2 separate regions of the Mus musculus genome follow, and region 2 is linked to region 1. A link is a contact called in ENCODE Hi-C or POLR2A ChIA-PET data. All regions are on one chromosome and are shown on one strand. The core of a region is the stretch at or near the end of the contact, and the rest is flanking DNA. Distances in the headings are between cores, read along the strand shown.

Evidence for each region. Hi-C counts contacts between places; a loop is a spot of excess contacts on that map. ChIA-PET counts read pairs that join two places held with the same protein, here RNA polymerase II (POLR2A).
Region 2: a map of heart shows a loop between it and region 1 (3-fold over the local background). The contact joins the promoter of Pnpla6 here to the enhancer-like site in region 1. A Hi-C loop is called at or near these places in 1 of 37 maps with a recorded cell type or tissue (heart). POLR2A ChIA-PET finds 5 or more read pairs at or near these places in 1 of 5 experiments (embryonic stem cell).

Annotation. Positions count from the first base shown.
Region 1 is chr8:3,217,643-3,224,290 of GRCm38, reverse strand. All of the region lies in intron 2 of Insr (insulin receptor), which reads left to right. Among named protein-coding and RNA genes, the nearest start is that of Insr, 59 kb to the left of the region's middle. Within about 2 kb of position 3,655, at least 1 of the 3 ENCODE cell types and tissues checked has a DNase peak (open chromatin) inside an H3K27ac peak, as active enhancers do; it is heart, where a contact is called at or near this core.
Region 2 is chr8:3,511,269-3,517,916 of GRCm38, reverse strand. Pnpla6 (patatin-like phospholipase domain containing 6) reads right to left here and starts at 2,506. Exons shown (of 35, transcript NM_001122818.3): 1 at 2,361-2,506; 2 at 1,349-1,407; 3 at 1,168-1,236; 4 at 753-840; 5 at 510-592; 6 at 262-359. The coding sequence starts at 1,372. Mcoln1 (mucolipin 1) reads right to left here. Exons shown (of 14, transcript NM_053177.1): 11 at 6,107-6,229; 12 at 5,052-5,267; 13 at 3,004-3,134; 14 at 2,685-2,903. The coding sequence ends at 2,867.

The DNA.
Region 1 (6,648 bases), core at 2,406-4,905:
GTACATACGTGATGAAACAGTAAGGAGAAAAAATAATGGCTACAGATCTCTGAGGAATCTATTTTCTGGTCATGTCTATTTCACATACAATACACATGTGTGCACATATATATGCACAAATATAGATAACACATATAACACATGTGCACACATACAAAACACATATACACACATGGCGCACATTGCACACGTAATACATATGCGTATAAACACATGCACAAATACATAGCATACACACTTAGGCTTCCTACCGTTGGGAATGAACCAATCAGGAAATAAACTGAAACTTATGCCATCTTTGTCACTATGAGGTCTGGTGGCCAATTTCACTTTGTTAGTGGCAGTTCAGGACACTGTTTAGCAGCTAGGAAAGTGTCTTTGTATCTTGCTTCCTGTCCCTAACCTCAGCTGGCTTGTGCCCGCAGAGAGGCTTCTGTAAAAAGACATCTGTGGACTTGTCTATAATGCCAATATTGTAGGTGGAGACAGACGAATTCTCAGAGCCCCCAGCCATCCATCTAGCCTATAGCGTCCCTTTCAGTGAGACCCTATCTTAAAGCTACAAGATTTAGAGTCTATGAAGATTCCTGACATCCTTCTCTGGCTTGTACATATGTGTACAGGGACATGGGCACTCAAATACTCACATGTAAAACACACACACACACACACACACACACACACACACAGGGTAAATGTTACAGGGTAAATGTTAGGCAGCAAGGAGTTAGGTAGCATGGTGATATAGAAGCTGAAACTAAACAGTACTCATTTTCAAGTACAGAGGGAATATTTTAAAAAGTTAATCATCTGTTAAGAGAACCAGTGCATTCCCAAAGTACAGACATTGCTCTGGACTGTATCTACAATTGACAATGTTCTTATTTGGAAATGAGGTTTTAAAAAGCTCAAACAAACACGAAAGACAATTTTTTGCTACTTGATCATTTAAATAATAACTTAGGGCTGTCAGGAGGGCTCAGCAGGTAAAGGTGCTTGCCACCATGCCTGATGACGTGCGTTTATTTCTCAGCACCCACATAGTGGGAGGAGGGAACTGATTCCCCAGAGTTGCCCTCTGAACTTCATACTTGTATGGGGCTACACACACCTGTATACAAATCTTACTTTGATTGTTAGCTGCCTAAAGTGTGTACCCTAGACATATACAAGGAAAAGATTAAAAAAAAAGTAGACGAAACATAGGTCAATGCCCCTTTGCAAGAGATTTCTCAGAACAGCCCAAGGCTACTTAAGAAGCCTGATTTTCAGGTTCAATTTTTTTTTTTAATTATGTTTATTTTTTAAACAGGGTCTCATCTAGTCCAGGTTGGTCTCAAACTTCCTTGTATAGCAAGAGGGTAACCTTGAACTCCTGATCCTCCTGCTTCTGCCTCAGTACTGGAATTAAAATGCCCAGTTTACCTGGTGTTAGGGATGGAACCCAGGGTTCCTATCTGCTAGGCAAACACCAACTGAGCTGCATCTCCAACCTCCTAAGGTGGAAACTGGCACTGCCTAACTACTAAGTCATGGCAACTCTACCCCTGCTGGATTCATCATCAGAATCTTCCTTCCTGTTCACTCTTTCCCTTGGCTTCCTCAGAACCCTCCTCTCCCCTCCCCTCCCCTCCCCTCCCCTCCCCTCCCCTCCCTTCCCCTCCCCTCCCCTCCCCTCCCATCCCCTCCCCTCCTCTCCCCTCAGTGGATCAAGATTTGTCCTCCTCAAGTTTAACTTTGGACTTTGCCTTTCATCAGCTCTGAACTGTTCGAGGGTTCTGGTGATTCATGCATTGGCATATCTTGTATTATTCTTCCCTTCTGGGAAACACTTGAGCATAATCCATTGGAAATAACTCAGTGATAACAACCACCAGTTAGTCCCTTCAGGGGGCCTGAGTTTGAGTTCTGGGTGAGCCGACTTTAATGAATTAGCTATTGTTTTATTTTCTCACATCTAAAGGGGAGAGATATTTTAATATTTAGTGAGTAAGATCATATCAACTATGTACAGTAAATGGAATATATGTGGGACATACACATACACACACACGCACACACTGCATACACAGTGTGTTTTGTGTGCCCCACTTGTGTATAGGCCAGAGTTCAATGTCCTTTGCCTTCCTCCTTCATGTGTCTCTTACTGAACCCGAAGCTCACCCTTTTGGCAAGACTACGCAGCCAACACTTTCTAGGGATCCACTGATCTCAACCTCCGCCCTGAGATTACAAACTAGTACTGTTGGCTTTTGTTGGTCCATTTTAGAGCTCTAAAGCCAGGTCTTCATGCTTGCATGGCAAGCAAGCACTTGATCTATTGAGCCATTTACACACACACACACACACACACACACACACACACACACAAACTGAAGGATCTGCTAATTGCACAACTTCCCTTCACTCTTCTTTAGTGTACTGGAGTCAAGAAAACAAGAAGCGTGGACTGAGCTAGTGTGCAGTATTCAAATCAAAGAACCTTGATGCAAAGACAGCCTCTAGTGCTGGCATTAGAATTCAGAACTTCCTGAGTAACCGCTGAGCTCTACCTCCAGCCTCAGTCAGTCTATTTAAAGAATGCACCTATGCCTGCGCTTGTTGGTTTTCTGGGTGTTGAGCAGATGAAGACACTAGCTTCTTGCTCCCTTGCCATCCAGTTCCACAAAGGGGATCCTACTGTGTGATCCGGCTGAGCCGCTGCCCTTCTCTGGCATCTCTCCAGTTGAGGTCTGGGGCCAGGGTGTCCCGGGCGTCCCGGGCTTCCCGGGCTTTGCCACGCGGTGACCAGATCTCTTCCTGGACACATGCCCAGCGCCCCGCACCACCCGATGGATACATTTTGCACTCTGCATTCTTAGCGTCGCCTTTTTGCAAAACTTAAGTTTGCAAGATTGTGTGCCTTCCAGGGCGATCCCGTAAGGCCTGAACCTAGGAGAGGCTCTCGGGGGTGGGTGGGACAGACACTGGTGGCTGTCCCAGCTGAAGAATAGGGAGCCCAGAGCCCCGCGCACTACGGGTGGCGGAGCCAGTACACCGCAGCACGCCCGCCCATTGGCTGAGCCGGAGGGCGGCGCTGCGGCCGCTACCACCGGACCTGGAATCCAGAGGAGCGGAGTGAGGCACGCTTTTGTGTTGCTCAGTCGCCTTGGTTCACGGTGGGAGGGGCTTCGAGCGGCCAAGCCGCACCCTTCATTTGCATACTCCGTCTTCGGGCACGTTGTTTGTAGGAACAGAACTTCGACCCCGGCTGCACGCACCCACACAAAACACATCCTCTCTCCCACCCCTACCCCTGCGCGCCTCTCTCTCTCTCTCTCTCTCTCTCTCTCTCTCTCTCTCTCTCTCTCTCTCTCTCTCTCTCTCTTCCTTCCTCCCCTGCTTCCTTTCTTCCCCCCCCCCCTTTCATCTCCTCTCACTCTTCCATATTCCTGTCTTCTACCCTGCAGTCTGCTAAGACCTGCATCGAGAACCAAAGCTGACTCCAACGCGCGTGCGCCTATCATGCTCCTATTGTTTTGGAATAGGAAAGGGTCGTCTTCTAGTTCTAGGATGGATACAAGTTCATAAGGGCTTGCTGCTGACCCCAAACTGTCAAAATTCAGGGCTATTAAATCAGTTACTAGATTCCAAAGGGGAGGGATTTGGCTTTGGGGGACTCGAACATCAGAGGTCAGGGGCCCAGTGAGGGAGAGAAAGGCTTGGAATGGAAACCAAATACATGATTTTAAGGCGTTTCTAAATCTCACCTTCAGGGCGGCAGAGTTGAGAGGCTCTCAGCCAAAAGACACAACTGTTCCTATTTGGAAATTTCTGAAAAGCAGTGATGATGTTTGGGAGCATAAATCTTTCTCTCTCTCTCTCTCTCTCAACATCAGGCTTTGGAAAGAAATGTCATAAAGTATGTGTAGTGGTGTGGAGACATTAAAATTTTGTTTTTGTTTTTTGTTTCACATCTGTAGTTTGTCGAGGAAAGCACAAGGTTTAACACCTGAAGCAAAGCAACGTGGGGAGGGGCGGGTGTCGAAATGCATTTCTGTGGACTGGTTATTTGTTTACAGTGCAAAGCTGGTCTGTGTCTTCTGCTACTGTAGTATTTAGCCTTTGCTCTAGGCAAGGGGTTGCTCTTTTTGATGCAGTTAAAACACATTTATCGCGCGCGTGCGTGCGTGCATGTGTGTGTTTCAGATGAAAACTTGCAGAAGTTGGTTTGGCAGGCGTGCCATGTAGTTTTGGACTTAAAGAAAAGTAGGAATTGGATGACTGGGAGTGAGTTGCTGACATTTTTACTCTACTTGTTTTTTAATTTCTGCACTCTATTCCTATGCAAGCATTAGTTTTTTTCTGTGTTGCTGGCGTCTGTGACAATAACCGTGTCCCTTACTTCTTGAGTGTGTTTCCTAACAAGAAAACTCTTTATACAAGGATGGCACAACAATCAGAACTAGGAAATTAACACGAATAGAATATGTTAATCCACTTGCAAAAATCTCCTCGTTTGGAGCTGTTGAGGTAGCTCAGCAGTTAAGGTTGCTGGTCATACATGTCTGAGAACCTAATCCATGTGACAGGAGAGCAGGTTGACTCCATAGAGCTGCTCTGTCTCTGCCTCCTTGACAATGCAAATTAAGAAATTGAAATTCTACTGCCTATCACTACAGTGGTCTTTCTTCACGTGTTTTTCCTCCTGATCCAGTTACACTTTATATCTGTACAACTCTTTATCTTTTTTTAAAATCACATTTATTTATTTGTGTTGGGAGGGCATGCATGTGCCAGAGAGAGCTTTTGGAGGCCAGAGGACAACTTTTGAGAGTCAGGCTCAGTTCAGTTCCTCCACCTTGTGGGTTTCAGGGATTGTCACGCTTGGCAGCAAGCCCCTCACTGGCTGAGTCATCTCAGTGCTCACTTTCCTTCCTTCCTTCCTTCCTTCCTTCCTTCCTTCCTTCCTTCCTTCCTTCTTTCTTTCTTTCTTTCTTTCTTTCTTCTTTCCTTCTTCCTTTTCTTATTACAACAGTGACGTTTTAATGTCTCTAAAGTGAATTGTTATTGTTGGGGAAGAAAATATGTAAATACCTTGCCTTTCCCAACACATCCTACCTGGAAGCCAGTGTTGGGTTATCCAGGTATTACTGGTAAGACTATTTGAAAAAAAATTTTTTTTTTGAGGGGAGAAGTATTTCTCAAGATAGGGTTTCTCTGTGTAGCCTTGGCTGTCCTGGAACTCTGTAGACCATGGTCGCATCAAACTCACAGAGATCTGCATACCTCTGCGATTAAAGGCGTGCACCACCACTGCCTGGCTATTTGAAACATTTCTGACTGGATTCGTTAAGAGGATGTTGCAGTCACAAGGCACACACAGGGAAAAGAATTCGTGCAAGAAGATTTACTCTTTTTATTAGTTTGGTTTATGTTGCTGTGATAAACACCATGATCAAAAGCAACTTGGGGAGGAAAGGGCTTATTTCACCTTTTACTTCCAAGTTAAGGCAGGAACCTGAAGCAAGACCTGAAGCAGAGACCATGGAGGAGTGCTGATTAATGACTTGTTCAACTTGCTTTCTTATACCCAGGACTACCTGCTCAGGGATAACAGTGCCTATGGTGACTGGGAATCTCTCATATCAATCCTTATTTAAGAAATAAACCTCATAGGCTTGCCTACAGGCCAATCAGATGGAAACACTTTTCTTAGCTGAGGTTCCTTCTTCCCAGATGATCTTAGCTTGTGTTGAGTTGACAGAAACAAACACTCTGGCTACTTGCTTGCACTTTACTTCTCCTTCTTATCCCCTTTTCTTTTCTTCATCCTCTATTCTTTCTTCCTCTCTCCTTTTCATTTGCTTCTTTCCTCTTGTTGCTTTCTAGTCTTCTCCTCCTCCTCTTCCTCCTCCTCTCTCCTCTTCCTCTGGTTATGTTCCTGTTCTGTGTTTTATGATACCATCTCATGAAGTCCACACTTTGACTTCCAAATTACTTTGTAGCCACACCGACCTTGATATTCTTGCTTCAGCCCCCAGAGTGCTGAGATTGTACCACCACGGAACCCAGGGCTCCGTATGCTGTCTGCCAGTTGAACCACAGTTCCTGCCCCAAGAGATTCTCAACCTCCCCACCTCAAGCCTGTGTCCCACAGAAGTGAGTGTAGGCCAATGGGAGAACAGAACTAGACCTTGGTTCTAGAGGTCATGGGTGGCAGTGCTGTACTACCTATGGTCTGTCCTTTATTGGTCTGTGTATGACAACACCCAGCATGCTATGTGCTTGATTCACATTTGTCAAATGACATGAGAACAATTTATTAAATGGTGCATGGAAGAAGACAGCCATTACTGAAGTGCACTCTGTGGCTCTTTGCTGAGCTTCTAGGGCTAACAGTAGTGATCACAAAAGAACCTCATAATTTTTTTTTTTGAGACAGGTTCTTACGTGTAGCTGAGGCAGGCCTTCCTTATCTTACCAGTGCTAGAATAGCAAGCAGTCCCTCCTATGACCCATCTGATGTTCTGATGTCTGCATACACTGTTCAGTGTTTGGATGCGAATGACACACTTAGCTCCTTGGGCTAAAACAGTAGCTTAGTAGGTACGGAGCCCTGGCACCCATCTTCAGCATCATTGCAAAGAAAGTAGAACAAAATCCAGA
Region 2 (6,648 bases), core at 1,257-3,756, 290 kb before region 1:
TCCTAAATATACGGCAGATAGCTTCCAGAAACTGGGAAACATTATGAGACAAGCCTTAAGCGACCAGCACGCCCACACCGGAAGTGTCATGTCTGAGATGGCAGAACCCTGAGATAGCCCCTGCCAACTGAGGGCCTTGAGATGTCCCTCTACTATGGGAATATTTCCCAGACAATCAGTATGTTTCAAGAACTTAGAAATGCAAAAACTCCGGTGTGAGCTGACCCGTCTCATACCCAATACACTCAGAGTCTGCCTTACTTCTTGGCAATGTTAAGCATCTTCAGTTTCTTCTTCATGCGGGGCCGGGAAGTGGTGGAGACTGATGTGTCCACCAGGGAAGAAGTGGACTGTGACACCTGGGAGAATTTAGAATATTGAGTCAATTGGAGGGAGAGGAAGGAGAGCTCTAAGGAGATCTAAGAAGGCAGAGAGGGTCACTAACGTGTAAATAGGAAAGGGCTGGGCTGCTGTGGTCAGCCAGACCAGCAGTAGGTCTTGGAACTCACCTTCCGCATAATCTTCCGGCCATAGAAAAGCACTTTGTCCCGCTTCCGGAACCGATACCGGGGACCCTCCGGGGCTGGAGTTTCTGGGGATTGGGGACGGGGAAGGGGGTGGAGGGAAGATGGTGCTTTGAGCTCCACGCAGGCTTCAACAAATCCCCACCCCAGCCGCTTGGTTTCTCCAGGTTTTGCAGCTTCCCCTCCATCCCTATAGTATTCCCTCAAAGGTTCCCCCCGAATCCTCACTCTGCACCCGCAGCCTTCGCACCACCAAGAGGATGAGCACGGCGGTGACCAGCACCGCCACTCCGGCCCCGATCATCACGCCCAGCACCTGCGGAACGAACGGCACAGGCTGGGCAACGCATATCCGTCTCCCCAAGCCCTCCTCCAGGGTCTTTTGAATCACCTCTGCCCCGGAGGAGGTTGTATTCAGTTCGTGACTCGGTGTCCCCATCTGCAGAATGGGTCAATGCGGTTTCCTTCCCATCCCCCTACGTGGGGGGAGCAACTAAGCCTTCCGAGAGACTAGGTCTCCCGCTATGCATGCCGGGAAACGTAGTTTCACCTGCACATGCCTGGTTCTCGGAGAGAGAATCGCGTGGTGCACGGCAAGACCGCCGGGAGTTGTAGTCCGGTACAAAAATTCCCCAACTCTTACCATTCCGGTTTGCAGTGGGGCCTCCATCGATTGTTTCGGACTAGGTAGCAGGTCTTGTAGCCTGCAGTCCTGGAAATCGAGGAGCAAAAGGGACCAGAACAAGATGTCAATCAAGCCTACCCAGCAGCGCCTACAGGCTCCTTACCCCTAGCTCGTCTCACAAGCCACGCCCCCTAGATACCTTTGGCTGGAGTGACTCCTCCATTCGCCGGGGTTGGGGTGAGAGCGTCTAGAGGGGTACTGCTAGACAGAAGGATAGGGGCAAGTTGATTTCCCCGCCCAGATCAAGGGATGAGACCAGCCCCCAGCTCTTTGTCCTACTTCACTTATGCATAAGGCGGACCAGACTCCGTAACGTTTTCATCTGCACCCTGTGGCCAAAAGGGTAGCCGTCCTGGCACCCACAGTCAGCAGCTCGCTGGCAGGTGCCCTTAAGCCATGATCTCTTCTGGCAGTGGTTCCTTCCTTAGCCTGGCCTTCCGTATGTCTGACTACTCTTGATTAACCAACCCTTAGGCGAGACCCCTTCCTACACCCTGTAAAGACGCGATGTCTCACTCCAGAAGAAACCAGGACCTGTAAGCCAGGAGGCTGAGGGACAATTGGACTTTGGGCTCCTGACCCAAGCCTGGGCCCATCAAGGAAGCTGGGGCGTGCACTGGAAGCACTGCTGTGCAATCTATTGAAAAGGGGGCTCTAGGGCCATCGGAGTAAGATGAGCTCCCAAAGTGTTATAGGCTCGGGCTTGGAGATTTAACTGTCACGTAAAAGGAAAGTTACCGGGTCTCGCGGTGCGGAGCATCCCTGGGATTAGTGAAATGATGCAGGATGTGTAACCAGGGACGCCGGAATTGGGGGAGGGTAGGAGGAACGACGCACTGGAAAGTTACTGAGATCCGGAGATACACATAACTACTTAGGAGTCTAGGAGCTTCCAGGAAGATACCGGGGAAGGTAGGAACGCTACCGGGACTCTCCTGGGACGCTGGAGATCTTTCTGATGCCTTTAGACTATTATTAATGGGAATTTAGAAGGATCGCAGGGCCCTGAGATGTTACCTGGAAAATTGTTAGATTGACTACTTCCATTCCGTACTCCAGGTCGCATCTGACTACCGATGCGGAAACACCGGGACAAGGAACTTAGGAATGGGGGTGGGGTGGTATTGGAGCATCAAAAAGTCGGGACCTACCCGGAATCAGGACAAATCGATCCGGGGCAAAGCTGAAGCTCTCTAACAGTCCTCGAAGGGACACCTTTGCTCGGTCGATGGAAACTCGTACCATTCAGGAGCTGCAACCAGGTCCACCCAGCTTCGGCCAACACCCCTAGTTTTCTGCCCGCTGCCTCAGACGCGGCACCTTTAAATTATTCCGCTGCAGGACACGCCCCATCCCCGCCTCCCGCCATGCTTGGAAGGTCGCACTGCGCCAGCCATGCCTAGTGTGGCGGCCTCTTAAAGGAGCTGACGATTTATGAAAGGGCTGCCTCACCTGTTACAAATTAGACCACCGCATTTACATTCCCTTTTATTTAACAGCCGCCCTACATGCCCTCCCTTTCCCCTGTGTCCGATTCGATCAGCCCAAGCCCTCACAAGGCCTGTCAGACGCAGATCTTTTAAAGCAAATTCTAAAAATAAATAAGCTGGGGTCCCAGCAGTACATGGGGATAAAGTCTAGTGGCAATCATCTTGGATCAGTTCACCAGCAGCGAATGGTCCTCCGGGGAGTCCCTGGAAGAGAGAAATGGAAAAAAGAGGCACCCAGTCTCTCTGGCACACACTTCTTCCCCCAGCCTCTAATCAATCCACAACCCAGATCTGGGGCTCCAACCTTCCACAGCAGCAGAAAAGGCTACAAGCTGAGCCACTGCCACGACGGAACTTGCCAGATGTGGGGCTATCCTGGCACTGCTCGATGTAGGCCTGGAGCTCACTCTTCTCTGTGCCAGTACCTCCTGGGTGCTGGAAAGAGACGATTCCCCGAACTCAGCATGAAAGATGGTCCTGACCTCTAGTGCTCTTTAGGTCCGGCCAACTGGACATCCTGCTGTTGCTCTGATGTGACCACTCTGGGTCTCATTTCTGGACCTTTGCTTTGTGGCTTGCTTCACTGTAGAAATCTTCCCTATCCCCGGATGTGGCCGCAGGTCTCAGGCTCATTGGTTCAGTGCCTTCTGCTGCGGGCCAGAAGCCTAGACTGGTATTTAGTAACCCAGCATCTCAGCTGGAACAGTGTAAAAGAGTTAGTGGGCATAAGGCCTGAACTCCTGCATCCACGGGTCCTGCGTGATATCCAAGTGTTGCAGCGAGACTCAGTGTGGCTGCTTAGGGCCTGGGTGACAGTAATGTACCTGTGGTAGAGCTTCTATCCATGTGGGAAAGAGTGCACACATCCACTGCCAGTGCCTCAGAATGAGGCAGAGTCCCCGAACATTCTCCCTGTGACTTCCTGGCACCACTGCTATTTCTCCAGGTCCTTTCTGCCTCCCAGTCTTTGGATGTTCCTTTCTACAAGTATGCTCTTCCTCGGGCTCCCATCTCCTCAATCTAGAATTCTCAAGAGATGAAGGGAATGTCCCAAGCAGCCACCTAGCTGCACTGACTTTTGGATAGTTATGTATATTTGCCTTGTGTGTGTGTGCATGTGTATGTGTGTGGTGTCTTATAGGGTACAAAGAAGAAGTAGCATTCCTGCAGGCTGTAGTTTCCTAGATGAGAGCACAGAGGACTGTGGGGTAGCAGGGAGGCAGAATTTACCCAGCAAACATCTTGTAAGGAGTCTGGGGGGCTGGGTATCAAGGAGAATCAAGTGGTCATTGTCTATCTAGTGATAGTGAGGAATATGAATGGTCTGTGTATGGACAGCAAGTAGCAATAGGTATAGAGGAAACATGGAGGGTTGTACAGGGGGACCCTGTTGTCCCTGCTGTAGTTGGGTATTAGGGTGGTCTTGAAAAAGCCCCTAAGCTGAATGTGTGTCTCAGCTGGTAGAGTGACTGCATAGTATGCAGGAAGTCCTGATTGCTACCCCCAGGACCACATACAATGGAGGTGATAGTATGCATCTATCTATAAGCCCAGCTCTCAGGTGGTGGACACTGGGCAGACGTTCAAGCTCACTCTCAAAGGAAAGATCTTAACAGACATGTGAGAAGGTTCAGAGGGGAAATAAAAGTTTTGCCATCAAACCTGATGACTCCACATGGTGGACGAAGAGAGCTGATTTCCACAAGTCGTCTCTAATTTCCAAACACACTGTGCTGTGCACAACCTCCTCTCACCCCTAAATAAGTAAATGGTTTTTAATAAAAGATGGTATGAGAGAGGGAGGAAGCCAGTGAGATGGTGTGGCAGGTAAAGGCACTTGCTGCAAAGCTGGTAACTTGTGTTCAGATCTATGATCCATACAGTGAAGGAGGAGAACCAATTCCTGTGGTTTGTCCTCTGATACATGTAACATGCATGCACACGCACACACACACACACACACACACACAGAGGGGGGGCACATACACACACACACACACACACACAGAGAGAGAGAGAGAGAGAGAGAGAGAGAAAATACTGGCACATTTTTGTACCCATGAGGGACCATGGGAGCCCGTCCCTTCCTGCCCATCCAACTGAATCCAGTTATGGTACATCCTAGGCTACTCTTCCAGGATGACTCAAACAACCCCAACTACTCCAAACCCAGTTCCTGGCCACTCTTCCTTTGGACTTTATATAGCTTCTGAGTCTTACCTGTTCCAACTATTGTGAAGCCAGGACAACTTTGTGAAGCCAGGCGACTCTTGGAACTCAGGGCTGAAAATGTTCAGGGGAGGGGAAGGGGAAGCCAGGACTCCCAGGGAGGAGATGGTAGAGATGGCTGACCTTGATGGTGTCATAGGCGCCGGTGATGAGTGCAATGAAGAGGCTCAGCACCATGTAGATGAAGAGGCTGATGAAGGAGTAGAGGTACAGCTGGGAGAAGAGCCACACCAGGCTGCTGTGACCCTGCTGGGCCTGCATGGCCGCGAACGTCACAAACATGTCGTCTCCGTTGATGAGTGAGAACAGACACTCAGAAACCATGGACAGCGAGCGGAACTGTAGGCAGTGAGGTAGGTGAGAAGATACATGAGTGGGGGGGGGGCTGTTGGGCTCACTAGGGGTCAGTGGGCAGGAAGATGGCAACTGGGCCCATCTGAGGGTCATCATATCAATACAAGGTCATGGAGTCAACAGAAAGGTCACAGGGTCAAGGGCTGGTTCCTCAGAGGGGCTGACAGGTGGAGTAACACAAACAAGACAGTCATCAGTGACCACAAGAATGACCAAGTTGTAGAGTCAACGTCAGGAGCATTGAGGGTCTGAAGGGACAGAACACAAAACTGCTACAGGGTGCATAGCAGGCGGCTCAGCTGGTAAAGTTCTTGACTAGAAAGCATGAGGTTTCAAGTTTGATCCCCAGCACTTACATAAAAACCTGGGTGTGAAAGCTTGTAATCCCAGCACTGGGGAGGTGGAGACAGGAGGATCCCTTGGAGCTCACAGGCCAGCTAATTTATCCTAATCATGAGCTACAGGCCAATTAGACCCTGTGTGGATATTTTGCCACCTGCTTTTAATCCCAGCACTCTGGAGGCAGACATATGCATGTCTGTGAATTTGAGGCTAGCCTGACTTGTACAGTGAATTCCAGGATAGTCAAGGCTACACTGTGAGACCTTGTCTAGAAACAAAACAAACCTATTAGGTGAATGAATTTTTAGAATGATAGTAAAGGCTGACCTGTGGCTTTCACATACATGTGTATACAGAGTACATACACGTACACACACACACACACACACACACACAAGCACATTTACTTATACAAATGAAAAAAAATACAAAGTCCCTTGATGGTAATTCAACAAACACCCACAGCCCCCAGTATCCCATACCTTCACATGGTAGGGCCCTAGAACGATCCAGCCACAGAAGCAATAGCCCAGGTAGATGACAGCCACACAGCAGCAGAAACGCATGACACTGGGCAGTGCCACTCGCAACGTGGCAATCAAGATCTGCAGAAGGGCAAGGGGACCACAATGAAAGCAATGGCCACAAACCAACTAGCTCTCAGATGGCAGGGAAGGCCTCACCAATGTGGTCAGAAGGGCTGCTCAGAGATTAGACAGGGCAGGACCCAGCTGGGAGGAGTCTAGAACATACCACAGCTGGACTCAGCTGGATGGGACAGGCTCCCGTGGTCCTGCCCAGGTACAAAGACTCGTGTGTCTGTGGTAGGTGGGTATAAGAAAGAGATCTGTGGTTTGGTGATATAGCTCAATTGTAGAGTGTGTAGTATGCACAGAGACTTGAGTTCAATCTCTGGCACTACATAATGACACACAGCTGTCATTCCAGCACTTGGGAGGTGAAGTTCCCAAGGAACTGAAGATCTGAAGTTCAAGGTCATCCTTAACTAGATAGGAAGGCCAAG